Linked DNA regions of Homo sapiens: region 1 is linked to region 2. Evidence: chromatin contacts called from ENCODE Hi-C or POLR2A ChIA-PET data. All regions are on one chromosome and are shown on one strand. The core of a region is the stretch at or near the end of the contact, and the rest is flanking DNA. Distances in the headings are between cores, read along the strand shown. Region 1 holds the start of RNF207 (ring finger protein 207). Region 2 holds the start of TP73-AS3 (TP73 antisense RNA 3).

Evidence for each region. Hi-C counts contacts between places; a loop is a spot of excess contacts on that map. ChIA-PET counts read pairs that join two places held with the same protein, here RNA polymerase II (POLR2A). Pooled maps may share reads with other maps.
Region 1: a map with no recorded cell type shows a loop between it and region 2 (8-fold over the local background). The contact joins the promoter of RNF207 here to the promoter of TP73-AS3 in region 2. A Hi-C loop is called at or near these places in 1 of 37 single-sample maps with no recorded cell type and 3 of 50 pooled maps. POLR2A ChIA-PET finds 5 or more read pairs at or near these places in 2 of 52 experiments (GM10248 and WTC11).

What each region holds. Positions count from the first base shown.
Region 1 is chr1:6,204,869-6,212,101 of GRCh38, reverse strand. RNF207 (ring finger protein 207) reads right to left here and starts at 5,983. Exons shown (of 18, transcript NM_207396.3): 1 at 5,800-5,983; 2 at 5,376-5,566; 3 at 4,591-4,723; 4 at 3,077-3,221; 5 at 2,906-2,987; 6 at 2,759-2,834; 7 at 2,563-2,688; 8 at 2,132-2,178; 9 at 1,807-1,879; 10 at 1,664-1,732; 11 at 1,164-1,232; 12 at 984-1,081; 13 at 49-235. The coding sequence starts at 5,566. It overlaps RNF207-AS1 (RNF207 antisense RNA 1), which reads left to right and starts at 6,322. Exons shown (of 3, transcript NR_125997.1): 1 at 6,322-6,348; 2 at 6,689-6,896; 3 at 7,120-7,233. RefSeq lists silencers at 2,985-3,054, 3,099-3,393, 5,541-5,710, 6,659-6,953 and enhancers at 5,911-6,140, 5,788-6,607.
Region 2 is chr1:3,664,181-3,671,192 of GRCh38, reverse strand. It overlaps TP73-AS3 (TP73 antisense RNA 3), which reads left to right and starts at 2,248. Exons shown (of 3, transcript NR_187362.1): 1 at 2,248-2,568. All of the region lies in intron 1 of TP73 (tumor protein p73), which reads right to left. RefSeq lists an enhancer at 4,467-4,716.

The sequences.
Region 1 (7,233 bases), core at 4,734-7,233, 2.5 Mb before region 2:
GAGTGGGTTAGGACATCTCCCCCCTCCGGCAGATCCCTGCCCCCTCACCCGGTAGGAGTCCTCATAGTGGCGGCAGTGCTCTGCGAAGGGCGTGTTCTCGCCCTCCGCCAGCAGCACCTTGGTGCTGATGGACCGGTGCAGCGTGGGCTTTTGGACGGGTGACCCCGACATCTTTCCTACTGGGGAGGGGCAGTGGGGCCCCGTCAGCGCCTTGGGGCCTAAGCCCCCTGCCAGCCTGGGGAGAGAGCCAGTGTGGATGCAGGGGGGTGGGGAAGTCTGCCCCTCCCCCAGCCTCCCAGGGCAGCCCCCTGGACTGCTCCGGGATCTCACAGCCCTCTCCACCACCTGGAGCACAGCAGAGCCACCAGGAGATTTGAAAAGGCTGAGGCAAGGCCTCACCCGGACATCCACATCTATTTTTTAAAGTCCCTGGAGTGGGTTCCAGGATGTGGGGCCAAGAGCAAGTCCGTCGGAATGCTGCCGGGGCCAGGACCGAGTGAGTGGTGTGTTCACTTCTATGCTGGACAGAGGAAGTGTGGGCCCAGTCTCTCTTGGTCTTGGGGCCCCTGGACACACACATGCCATTTCAGCATCTCTTCTAACTCCTCTCCAGATGAGTCCAGGAATCAGGCCCCCTATGACCTCAGGCCACCTAGGTGGCGGTCAGCCCAGCCCCAGGCGCCCCACCCCAGGGGAGGCTGCAGTGGTAGTTGGGGGCCTGAGTCCTCCCCTCCTCCTTTAGCCAAGCTCCGAGCCCGGTCTGCCATGGACTTCAGGTCCAGGGCTTCCTGTTCCCCTACTTAGTGGACTCGCCCTGGCCATCCCCTGTGCCCAGACACCCTGCTGGGAGGGTGGCGAGCTAAGGACGGAGGAAGGAATGGTGGCACCTGGCTTCTTGCTGGCGATCTGGCCCCTCAGCGCCCACCCTCCCCCACACCCCAGTGTTGGGGACCTTGTGCCTGGCCTCCCCGGTTGCTGCTCACGTGTTAGCACCACTTGCAGCAGCTGCCACCCGACGTGGCCCCAGCAGCAGCAGTGGCTCCAGACAGCGCGCGAATTCAGCTCGGTGGTCACTGGCAATCTGGGCAGCGGGATGGGGTCATGAGGTGGCCTCCACTGCCCTGCAGGGCCCCCGACCCTGGCCCACCCAGGCCACTGCACACCTTGCTGCTCTGAATAGGCCTTAGGTGGTGCGGCCGCGTGACGATGCCCTGCAGCCTCTCCATCAGCTCCTGTGGCAGTGAGGAGGGCCTCAGGCCGGTGGAGGTGTGGCAGCCAGGGGGCAGGAAGAGGGGAGATGGAGGCGGAGCACGTCTGTCTTTGGCACTTGACTTGGTGTCCCTTAGCAGCGCCAGCCCTCTTCTGGGACTCACCCGGACAAACCCCCATCCCATCCCCAAATCCACAGGAGAGGGGGCGGCTGGACTCCAGTGGTCACTCCGCCCCACGGGGGACTGTAGGCTCATGCCCCCTTCCTGGCTTCACTGTCCTTGTAACAGTGACCCTAACAGGTTTGCAGATGATGGAGTTGGGAGGGGGTCAGCCCCGAGATCCCTGGTCCAGGCTCCAGGTGACAGGCTGCCCACCCCTGAGTTGGTGGCTTTGGTCTGCAGGGTGGGCTCCTGGTGGGGAGGGGGCATCTGCAGGAGCAGAGGAGACTCACATAGCCCAGGTCCAGGAACTCAGCCTTGTTGGCCAAGCTGAGGAAGGAGGAGCAGATGACCAGGTGGACCTGGGGGAGGGGATGCTGCTCAGTGCCTGGCCGGGGAGGAGGAGGGACCCACCCGCACCCCGAGCTCCCTGTACCTGCAGGGTGGGCAGCAAGGTGGCCAAGTGAGAGAGCTGCTCCTTGAAGGCCTTGTCCTTCTCTTCGTATTGGCTGGGGGAGGGGGGCTGCCTGGTTTCCAGGGGGCCAGGAGCAGGGCCGGGCAGTTCCATCCCCCACCCGCCTCCAGCTTCGCATGTCCGTCCCTGAACCCCTTCTCTGCACCCTGAGCCATGCTGCCCTCCTTAGCTGGGAGGACATTCGGATGTCTTGCTCCTCAGGGTGGGGCAGGGCCTGCCCAGGCTCTGAGCTGAGGCCATGGAGGCCAAGGGGTAAGGGAAGCAAGCCCCGCTCCCCCCAACTCACCTCTGCACAGCCTGCAGCAGCAGCGCTTTCCTCTCTGCCAGCCTGTCCTGGGAGAGATGGCGAGCATGCTCTTGATTTGCGCCCCAGCCCTGCCACCTCCCACCATGCCTACCCCCCGGACCCCAGCCACCTGCTGGTTACACTAGGTATCTCTCCAACCTACCAGCCCTGCATCTGCTGCCTGGTGAGGGCTTGGGTCCCGTCACCTTAAATGTCACCTCCCCAGGGAAGTCTTTCCTGACCACCTCACACCCCCACCACCAGCCTGCGGCAGGCCCTGGTTTCCCCTCCCAGCTCTCCTAGCAACTCCAGGAAAGTGCTTGGTGCAAGGCCTGCTGCCCCACTACACTGGAAATCCACAAGGGCAAGGGACCAGCCCTGTGTCACCAGGTCCCGGCTGGGTCGTTTATCCCCCAACCCCCACCCCTCACCTGCATGCTGCCGAAGAGGGCGTGGATAGCGTCCTCCTCCTCGGCGGCGCTGTGCCGCACCTCCTCCACCATGGCCTGCAGCAGCGCGATGGCCTCCCGCGTGGCCGTCTGCAGGGCCTTCACGGCCTGGGGACAGGGCGTGGTCAGGCTCGCGATCGCCGCCGCGCGGCCCCGCGCGCCAGGCCCCTGCGCTCACCAGCACCGCCTGCTCCAGCCGCTCGCAGCCCTGCACGTAAGCCGATTCCAGGTCCACGCAGTGTGCCCGGCTCTCCCTGCAGAAGGCGGCGGGTGAGGCCCGCTCCAGCGGCCCCCAGCCCCCTCCCCTCGCGTCCCCTGTACGCACTTCTGCATGTCGCGGAAGCAGCGGATGCACAACAGCAACTTCTTGTCGGTGGAGAACAAGAGGTAGGGCTCTGCGTGCAGCGCTGCGGGGGCGGCGGGCGGTGGTGAGGGCTCCGGTCAGTGCCCGCCCCGCCCCCACCCCCAAGTCCCCGGCCCCGCAAGCCTCACTCACTGCACTTCTGGGGCACGTCGCGGCTTCGCTGACCCAGGGCCACGATGTCGTGGCGCGCGAACATGCGTGCTCGGTGCGTCTCGTCGCGGCAGCGCGCGCATAGGGGCTGTCCGCACGTGTTGCAGAAGTACGTGGTCTCCACGTCCTGCGGGCCGAGCGCGGGCTCAGGAGCGCCAGAGCCCGACCGCGGCCAGCGCGGGAACCGCAGCCGCCGCGTGTCACTGCGCGTGTTTGTCCCAGCCGTGGCCGGGTGCGCAGCTAAACGCAGCCCTTTCCTGTAATCCAGGCACTTGGCGCTCTGATATACCCACTTTACAGAGGAGGGCACTGCGGCTCAGAGGCTGGGTAAGTAGGTCCGTGGAGGGGGGTGGGGGACGCGGGGAGAGGGCAGAAACTGCCTTTATAAAACATTTTACCGAGGCCGGGCGCGGTGGCTCACGCCTGTAATCCCAACAATTTGGGAGGCCGAGGCGGGCGGATCACCTGAGGTCAGGAGCTGGCCAACATGGCGAAACCCTGTCTCTAATAAAAATACAAAAATTAGCTGGGCATGGTGGCGGGCGCCTGGAGTCCCAGCTCCTCGGGAGGCCGAGGCAGAAGAATCACTTGAACTCGGGAGGCAGAGGTTGCTGTGAGTCAAGTTGGCGCCACTGCACTCCAGCCTGGGCGATAAAGCAAGAATCCGTCTCAAAAAAAAAAATTTTTTTTTTTTTACCTGCAACAAAAGGGTGTGAGGGCCTCTCACGGCCCCCTTGGCACACTCAATAGTGGCCGAAAGGTGGTGTACACCCTGGCCATCTGGAGTCACACTTGGGGGCGGGGGGAGGGGAAGAGCAGTGAGGGCTTTAAGGTTCTCCTCCCCAAGCCAGACCCAGGGCTGGGATTCCAGGGCTTGGCCTGCAGCCCTGGTATGGACGCATGCAATGATGGACATAACAGGCCCTACCTGCAGTCCCTACCTCCTGCTAATCCTCTCTGTACGTCTGGGTCACACATTGCTCAGCACTTGTCCAGAACGCTGGAGCTTTTGCCCCAGTCGGGCCGTCCTCCTGGGATTCCCGATACATTTTCTGGCCTCCGCAGGCCAGAGTCCCCTGTGCCTTTTACAGCCCAGAGGGAACAGCATGCTGTCCCCACCTCCCCTGGGCTGTAGCTGCTTCTATGCCACTTGGGTAGCAGAGGCCCTTCAGGGTCGGCCCAGGCCTGCAAACTGGACTGCCCCTCCTGTGCAGGTCCACAACTCCACCCTGAATTGGGGACCAGTGAGCTCTCCCCAGATCGAATGGCCTTAGCCTCTGCCACTGTCTGGACACTGGCTCAAGTCCCTTGTTCTGGACCTCAGTCTCCCCACCGGTATAATGGGGTTCACATTTGGGGCCAAGGTGCCCTAGGGAGGTGCTGGAGAATCCACTGCCAGGTCGTCCTCTGAAGACATGCTGAGTGCATGTGCAAGCATTGGGGACTGTGCAACCGGGTACCCTCTGCTCCTCACCCACCCGCCCTGCCGCCCCTGCCTGCTCGCTGCACTCCAGGTCACAGTTGGCACAGCGCACCGCCTCCACGCCATCCCCTGAGCTGTCCACCAGGAACTGCAGCAGCCGGTCCACCGGCGGGAGCCCGCTGGGACCCTTCAGCACCGTCTGGTGTCTGCAGAGAAGCCCAGGCCCCGAGATTCTGATACCCCTTCCCCAGGGCTCCCCACCCCCACCCCTCACATTCCAGGCTGGAGCTAAAAATAGCTGTGTTGGGAGGTGGGGTGCACCACAGCTCTGGGGTCTGCTATAAATATCACAGCCAGCACTCACCCTGCCCTGGTCCCTACCCTTGCCCAGTCCTGGGCACTCCTGCAGACAGTGGGGTTGGTCCCCTAGTATCAAAAGCAGAAGCTGCTCCTCGACATCTTCTCACGGCATTGGGCAAATCAGAGCCACTCCTGGGTTCCTTGAGCCCACATAACTGAAACTGTGGTTTTGTGGACCTAAGACTTCTAGGACCCCCAAGCGAGTAACCGGGAGCGTCCTGACCAGTGCTGGAGCCCCGCCCTTACCCTCTGACTTTTGATGGGAGGTCTTGGGCCAGTAACTGCAATCTCCAGGCTTCAGTTAAGCTGATCTATAAAATGGACCGAAGCCTGCAACTTCTGGCGGGGAGAGCTAAGGACCGGGTGCAGTATCTCCCAGTCGTTCTGCCTGAAGTTGGAGCCTTACTCTCCTGGCACCTGGGTCCCAGCTCGGGCAGAGCCAACCTTGGGCCCGGGGGATGGGGTCTGGGGGGTTTTGGGGAACTTTGGGACACTTACTGGCACAGCGGGCAGGTGAGGCGGCCGTCGGTCGCGCGGCCACGCAGGCAGCCGGCACAGAAGTCGTGGAAACAGTCCAGAAGACACGGGCGCTCGTACTGCACGTGGCACAGCGGGCACACCAGCGGGTGGATGCTCGGGGCATCCAGGGAGCTCGGGCCCTCCAGGGGCCCGAAGATAGCTCCCGACATCTGCAGCGACAGCGCAAGCGGGCGGCTGGGGCACGCACGGAGCCCCGCTTGAGCTCCCGCGGCCCCTCTGCCCGGGCGCCCGCGCCCTCCCTATCGCGCCTGGACCCGACTGGGCGTCCAGAGGTCATGGAGTGGGGAGCCGCTAGGGCCCAGGTTAGGGCTGGGGCCTGGAGCTCCCCGGCGCAGGGAGAACAGGCAGTGAGGACTGGCGAGGGGCGGGGCCTTGTACCTACCCGCTGGGCCGCTTTGCTGGGAGCTACCGGTCCTCCGAGCCTCTCTCCCGCCGTCCAGCGCTCTTAGTGCGGCTCCGGGCCGCGCTCTGAGACACCGCGCGGTCGCTCTGCCGAGGAGTAGCCGGCCCTGGAAGTTCAGGCCCGCACCGGGCGATGGTTCCCACTCTGCGCGGGGCCTCCCTCTGCCGTGGCCTCTCCTACCTCTCCTCACTCCCACCCTCGGAATTCCCCGCCGGGTGTCCTCTGGGTGACCCGCAGGCGACGCCTCTTCCGGCATCCACCTTCCCCAGGGTGGCTGCTGCCTTGAGGCGCGGCGGGGCCGAACCGACCTCCGCGCTCGCCATCTGCTTTGCGCACTGGTTCCGGCCCGGCCACTCCACCTCCAGCCCGCGGGGAGGAGAGGCCAGGACGCCAAGGCTCCAGGGACGGTGCCAGGCAAGGGTGCAAGGATCGGACTGGCCCCTGCCCGGCATGACAGAGTCCGGAGCCCCAAGACCAGAGCGCCGCGCAGAGCGGGGCCGGAGGACCTTGGCTGCGGGGTCTTCAAGGGTAGGCCGGGCGCGGTGGCTCACGCCTGTAATCTCGGCACTCTGGGAGGCCGAGGCGGGCAGATAGCTTGAGGTCAGGAGTTCGAGACCAGCCTGGCCAACATGGCGAAACCCTGTCTCTACTAAAAATGCAAAAATTAGCCAGGCATGGTGGCGCCCTTCGGGAGGCTGAGGCAGAACTGCTTGAACCCGGGAGGCGGAGGTTGCAGTGAGCCGAGATCGCGCCACTGCACTCCAGCCTGGGCTACAGAGCCAGACTGTCTTAAAAAAAAAAAAGAGTCCAAACCCCACCCCCTACCCCCGCTAATCCCCACTCTTCCATCCCATTTGGGTCTGAACAGGTCATCGCCGCCTCATTTCCTCGGCGGCCAATTGGGGGCGCCAGAGAGCAGCGGACGCCCCTCCACCGACTTTCCAGCGCTTGGGAGGCGGAGTGAGACGCCCTGTAATCCCAGCCCTGCCTTTCGCTGGTTGTGAGCTCTTGGCCATGTTACTGACCTCTCAGAGCCTCAGCGCTGGGTTAAAATAGAACTGGTGTCCTGATAATGGGTGAGGCCCCAGTGGAATAACGCACGTGAAATACACATACTGGGCGTCCACTTAATTAAGGCCCTATCCTCATTGCCTGCCAAGTTCCCAAAAGAGGGATGGGTTTGGGTGGGAGGTTGAGAGGGGAGGTTCCCGGCCTTTCCAGCAGTGCCCCCTCTGCCGTCTGGGCCTGGCAGATGCGTGTTGATCCCAGCGTTTTCTCCAGCGTGCGCTCGCTTGCTAGGTCGACGTGATCAGTGAGCTTTCTCCGCCCGTGTTCTCCTGAGTGTCCTGAGAGCAGCCCGTTTCTGCCCCTCTTGCGATTACAAAGTCAAGCCCAGAGCCTGACCCACAGTAG
Region 2 (7,012 bases), core at 999-3,498:
TGAGGCAGTTCCAGCTGGAGCCCTGGAACCCTGAAACCTGGACAGGTGCCAGCCGACCTGTGCTTCCAGCCCAGCCCTGAGGGAGGCTGTGCAGCCAGACCCCACTCTGACCAGCATGGCACCCACGAGGGACGGCTGTCAGGAAGCCTCACTCCTCAGGGCCCGCGCACCCCCATTTAAGAGACGCTGGTCTTCCCCAGACCTGCCAGGGCTCCTCCCTCCCAGCACCCATCGCATGGAGAGACATTCACATGCTGACTCTTTGCGGGCCAGACCACCAAGCCCTGACTGCTCTCTGCGCTGCAGCCCCAGCACCCGCCTGGCACACAGTAGGTGCTCCGTGAAGAAGCGATGACAGAATCCATGATTTGGTTTGAGCGGGCGGGGCCCAGCAGGTCAGGTCAGGACAGGAACAGAGTGACTGCTGGAGAAGCACCATTTGGGGTTAAATTGCTCGACTTCCTCCTCATTTCTCCTCACTTTTTCTTTTTCTTTTCCTATCTTTTTTATTTTATTTTATTTTTTTTGAGATAGAGTCTCGCTCTGTCACCCAGGCTGGAGTGCAGTGGTACGATCTCAGCTCACTGCAACCTCCGCCTTCCAGGTTCAAATGATTCTTCTGACTCAGCCTCCCCAGTAGCTGGGATTACAGCTGTGTGCGCCACCACGCCCAGCTAATTTTTGTATTTTTAGTAGAGACAGGGTTCACCATGTTGGCCAGGTTGCTCTCGAACTCCTGACCTCTGTTGATCCACCCGCCTCAGCCTCCCAGAGTGCTGGGATTACAGATGTGAGCCACCACGCCTGGCCTTCTTCCCCACTTCTAAGGGGCTCCTGTACATCCCCACCTGGACATGGGGCTCTTGAGTCTTGAGTTCAGACTGCGGGACCCCAGGGAGACGACACCCACATTCCAGAAGCCTGTGCCCATGTGGTCCCCCGGCCCCATCATCATCCCTGCCTTACCTGTGCCCATGTGGTCCCCTGGCCCCATCATCATCCCTGCCTTAGGGATGAGCAGAGAGATCCTCAGAGTGGTGTAAAACGCACCCAGAGCGACACAGCAAGCCAGGAAGAGCCCATGGTCTCGCCCCCCGAGCCACATGCCCATCCAGGAGGCCAGGCTGGAGACTTTGCAAAGAGCCAAGGGAACAGGATCCAGAGGCCCTGGCCCCTCGGACATTCCCCCAAGGCTTCAGGGAGGAGCTGGTCACTCAGTTTCCCTACCCACCCTCTCACCTCTAGCAACACACTTGCACATACATGCACATGGACACACCTATTCACATATGCGCACACATGTGTCCGCAGGCACTGCCACGTACACACTCTGCCCTCCTCACAGCAAATCCCCACAAGCCCCTCCCCTGTCCCCCAGTTTGATGGGTCCCTGAGGATTCCCCAGCCTGGGAGTCCAGCCCTGGAAGCAGGACCCAGGCAGAAGGAACAGGACATGCCCAGCCCCTTCCTGCCGTCCACGTCATGGTCAGGCTTGGGAGTAGCTGCGTGAGTGCCGGGGAGGCCGGGGCATGGCTTGCTGTTGCCGGGAGAGGCTCCGGGGCCACAAAAGAGTGAGGGGGCTGGGGAGAACTGGGAGGTTCTGGATCAGCTGTGTGAGGCTGAGGATGGCGGCCCCCAGCCGGGAAGCCCCCGGACGTGCCAGGCTGGGGCAGTCACTCTGCGCCTCCTTGGCAGGAAGTGGAAAGAGCTCCTGGTGGGTCCAAGGGGTGGAGGTGGCGGTACCAGAGCCACTTCTGCCCCCGATCCTAGGGTCACACGAGGAGCCCTGATGTGCCACTTGGGGCAGATGGCTCCCCAGAGCTGTGGCTTGTCCCATCAGGAGAACTGTGGGCAAGGCCTCCCCACCCTGGCCTGAACAGTACTGCATTTCCAAGCCGCCTCCTGGGAGGCCGTAGAGGGGCTCTCTGCACCCCAGGGTGGGCCCCCGGAGCCACTGCACCCACGGTGGCAAGGAGACTCCCCCCGACTCAGGCCGAGAGGAGGGCGAGCCAAGCCCAAGCCTACCTTGGCTAAGCCTGGGCCCCGGAGGGTCGGTGGGGCCAGGTGGAAGTGGCCCTCGGCTGGCTCCTGGCTCCCGCAGGCGGGCGGTGGCAGCAGCGTCCCTGTCACCTAGGTGATGACATTGGAGTTGCGAAACTAGGCGGCAGCGTGGCCGGCCTGGAGCTGCAGGGCAGCTGGGGGCGGAGCATGGCCTGGAGCCCTGGGGCTGGAGACGGGCCTGGAGCCAGCACCTGCCGCCTGCCACCTGGCATGCACGCGCCACCCTGCATCCCTGCTCCCCCCAACCCTCCTCAAGGCGACTGACAGGGCCGAGCTCAGGGCAGCCAGGACAGGGCTGTCTCCACCCAGCTTTGTACTCGTTTCTACTCCTCATTGTGGACACTTCCAAGCACACTCAGCACTACAGGGAACGGCCCAGGAACCCATCCACCCGTCCCCAGCTCTCATCACTCTGACCTCTGGCTTTTTGTTTCCTGGGGCATTTCACAGCAAATTCCACCTATGAGACCGTCTCATCCGTAATACACCAGTACATGCTTCCAGCAGGTAAGAACCTCTCTTTTAAAATATTAGGTCAAACCATGAAATTGCTGATAATTAACCGTTTTGGTCCTACCAACAATACACACACACACACACACACACACACACACACGTGCAGCAAGTTCAGATAATTCAACATTATATGCAGCCATAATATCAAATTCTGAATCTTTAATGCTGGTCAGAGGATTTTGAGGAGCCCCGCCCCAATTTTGGAGAGGGAAGTGTGTGTCGCTGCCACTGTGCCACCTTCCTCCCCCACAATTGCAGCAGCACGGAGTGGACAGCACGGATGTGTGTCTAGGTGCTGCACGGATGTGTGTGACAGCTACTCATGGCTGTTGGCTCCAGGAGGGGAGATGGCCCCTCATCGCAGCCGGGTGACTCTTTGGAAAGTGTATCCATGGGTCATTCTCAAGCACACCAATTTGGGTTCCTTGGCTGCAGTGACCTCCTGGCAGGCACTCCTCCTCCCCCACCCCTAGTTCATAGGAAAGTGAGGGGAGAGGAAAGACCTGAACCCAGGGAGGCTGGTGCCTGGCTCCTCTCAACATCCTTGTTGGAGACAAAAGGTGGGTGGGTGACAGGAGGAGCAATAGCAGCTGGACCCTGGCCATAGCCATGGCCAAGTCTGTTCCCTGGTCTGAAGAGCAACTAGCACAGAGTGACAGTGGCCATGAGCCCTGGGGGGACACTGAAGGGGGAGTTCAAGGAGAATTTTTGCACACCTGTGCACCGTAACACAAGGGTTGCAAAGCTATTCCTGAACTCCCCTGCCCTATTTTAAGCTGGGTGGTCCAGATGTGAACTACAGGGCAAGCCCTTGTTTATTTCCTTTTTTTCTTTTTTACTTTTTTTCTTTCTTTTTTTTTTTTTTTGAGACAGAATCTCTCTCTGTCGCCCAGGCTGGAGTGCAGTGGCTCCATCTTGGCTCACTGCAACCTTTGCCTCCCAGGTTCAAGCGATTCTCATGCCTCAGCCTCCTGAATAGCTGGGACTACAGGCACGTGCCACCACGCCTGGCTAATTTTTTGTATTTTTAGTAGAAACGGGGTTTCACCATGTGGGCCAGGATAGTTTCAATCTTCTGACCTCATGATCCACCCGCCTCGGCCTCCCAAAGTGCTGGGATTGCAAGCGTGAGCCACCGCGCCCAGCTGCCCTCGTTTATGCCTATCAGGCAAGAGCTGGAGAGGGGACCATGCGGATGTGCGCACTGTCTGTTTTCTGTGGCTGCCGTAACCAATGACCACACAATGAGCAGCACAGAATGAGATAAATTTACTCTCTTACAGTTCTGTAGGTCAGAGTCCGAGATGGGTACCAGGGAGCTAAAGCCAAACTGCGGGCAGGGCTGGCTGCTTCTGGAGACCCCGGGAGAATACATTTCCCCCTCTTCCTGTCTTTGGGGGGCCCTGGGAGAATCCCTACTCCCCTGTCTTCTCTTGGTTCTGGAGGCCCTGGGACAATCCCTACCTCCCCGTCCTCTCCTGCTTCCGCAGGCATATTCCTTGGCATGTGACACTTTCCTCCATCTCTGAAATGCATCCCTCCAACCTCTGCCTCCATCATCAGCTCCCTCTCTCACCCCTCTTGTGGGGCCCCCTGATGACACTGGACCCACCTGGATCCTGCCAGATGGCCTCCCCATCTCAAAATAGCTGAATCACGGTCCCCTTTGCCATGGGAAATAACATAGACACGGGTTCTGGGGATTGGGACGTGAAGACCTTTGGGGAGCCACTTTTTTTTGCCAACCATAAATGTCCCTCATTGAAAAACATCTTTTCTGAGCCCTCTGTTTGGGGGTCAGTCTGAAAGCCGCCCTGGGAGAGACGCCCGCATGGCACTGAGTCGCGTCTGCTCAGAGCACCATCCCCACCGCCAATGCTTACTCACTTCCGAGCTGAAGGGCTTCTGGGACGGTTTGTTCCTGCTCAGTGAGACACACAGGACAGGCCTCTTTGAGGTCAAAGGGCACCCTAGCCTGCAGCCAAGGCCAGGGAGGTGGGCAGGAGGTGGTGGGGAGGGAGCCAGCAGAGGGACCATTAAAAGCCCCCCGCCCACGCACCCACCTTCACTGTCAGACCCCTTCCTTTCTCCCCACAGCTCTTCAGTATTTGCCAGCAGGTCCCTCTGTGTGCATCAGTGAGTTCCTGAGGGCATGCCGCAGAAGTGAAACTGTCAATATGACCCATAATTACACCCCACCAACACACAGCTTACTCTGCACCAGGCACCATTTTAAGATTTTACATTCATTAGTGTGGGATACATAGCAAGACCCTGTCTCTAAAAGCAAGAAACAACAAAACTAAATTAACTGGATGTGGTGGTGTGTGTCTATGGTCACAGCTACTCAGGACACAGGCAAGAGGATGGCCTGAGCCCAGCAGTTGGAGGCTGTGGTCAGCTGTGACTGCACCACTGCACACCAGCCTAGGCTGCAGAGTGAGATTCTCTCTCTCTCTCTCTCTTTTTTTTTTTTTTTTTTTTTTTTTTTGAGACAGAGTTTTGCTCTTGTTGCCCAGGCTGGAGTACAATGGTGCGATCTCAGCTCACCACAAACTCCGCCTCCTGGCTTCAAAAGCGATTCTCCTGCCTCAGCCTCCCAAGTAGCTGGAATTACTATACCCAGCTAATTTTTGTATTTTTAGTAGAGATGGGGTTTCACTGTATGTTGGCCAGGTTGGTCTCAAACTCCTGACCTGGTGATCCACCTGCCTTGGCCTCCCAAAGTGCTGGGATTACAGGTGTGAGCCACCTTGCCTGGTGATTCTGTCTCTTAAAAAAAAAAAAAAAAAAAAAGGCCGGGCACGGTGGTTCATGCCTGTAATCCCAGCCACTCAGGAGGCTGAGGCAGGAGAATCGCTTGAACCTGGGAGGTGGAGGTTTCAGTGAGCCAAGATCATGCCACTGCACTCCAGCCTGGGTGACAGAGAGAGAAATTGTCTAAAAAAAAAAAAAAAAGAAAAGAGAGACAAACCAAAGGACCTAGGGGTCAGAGTTATGAAACTTCAAAATACGAATGATTTCCATGCACCCCACTCATATCAAGTCCTTCCGGTTTTAAAGTTCTGTTTTGCATAAATTACTAACCGTATACTTCATCGTCAAGAGTAGACTCTTTCTGTTATTCTAATACTTTCAAAGACCAGACTGACCAGCTGAACATTAGACAATGAATTCTTGGAGTTATACTGGCCTCAATCTTACAACGGTGTATTTTGCTATTTTTATCAGAATTCATCATTTTCATATTAATCCAATTAGCATCCTGTTTACCAATACCTCATTTTTTAATTTGCAGCTTCCTTCTAAAAGCTTGGGGGGGACTTTCACAACTCGATCTGTCCTCCCTCATTACTGCCAAATAATTAGTCAAGGAGCCGTCCCTGATCAAAAATTAAGAACCCAGAAGCAAGTTGGAGCATGCCTCGCTCCAGAAGAAAACATGACAGGAGACTCTTGTAATTATGAGGGGACTGGTTGGTAGTCATGATGCAGCCGGCAAAGACTGTGATAGCAGGAAGGAGAGACCTGCACTGAATCGTGAGCGTGGCCGATCACAGCTCATTAACTAGCTTGGAGTTTGCATCTCCTGTTTAACTGACAAAGACCGCAGAGTCTTTCCTCTGTAATTTGGGGGCTGACTTCACCCTGCATTGTGCATGGTGCAAATTGCGAGGACCATAAAGAGAGGATGGTGAGTTGCCTTGCCCACTGAATCGTGCACCTTATCTCGGTCATCGGATTCACAGGAATCACCTGCCTCTAAAGAGGGAGCACATCTTCCCTTTGTAGCCTGACCGCATCTGGTAAGGGTGGCTGGGTTTTCTGCAGAAGAGATACCCCTCTCTGAGGCCCAGCCGAGGCCTCCCACAGACTCTACAACCCCTGCCCCCCAACCATCTCACAGTCAGGAATGACCCACACTGAAGCAAGGCTGCTCCCCGTCCCCTACAACCACCAGGCCCCAGTCTGGCGGGTGGGCACCACCCAGGTGGACCCGGAGGCCAGGAGGCTGTGGAAGAGAAAGCTGCGGGTCTGGCTCATGTATTCGGACTGGTGGAGAAAATGGAGCCAGGAAGTCATTGCTAAGATCACAGGAAATGGTGCAGTACGGGCGAGCAGGAGCTTCCCTGCCCTTTCCAAAGGACCCAGTGAAATACTGCACCTCTCCTGCAGGAGGGGCAGCCTGCCCCCTCAGCCCAGCCTTCCCCAGGTGCCACCCCCAACCCTGCCTGACACCTCAGAGCAGCAGGTGAGCAATTAGAGCCCCCACCCCTCCTCACAGGCACCCTGAGCCACGGGGGGCCTGCCAGCTGGTACTGGGCAGGGAAACAGGTGGGTCCTTCCTATCCAATGCAGCGCCTCTGGTAGGGGGACACACCCTGGGCTGGGTGGAAGCCCTGCCGGCTCAGGCCCTGCATCTGGGCTGGTAGGA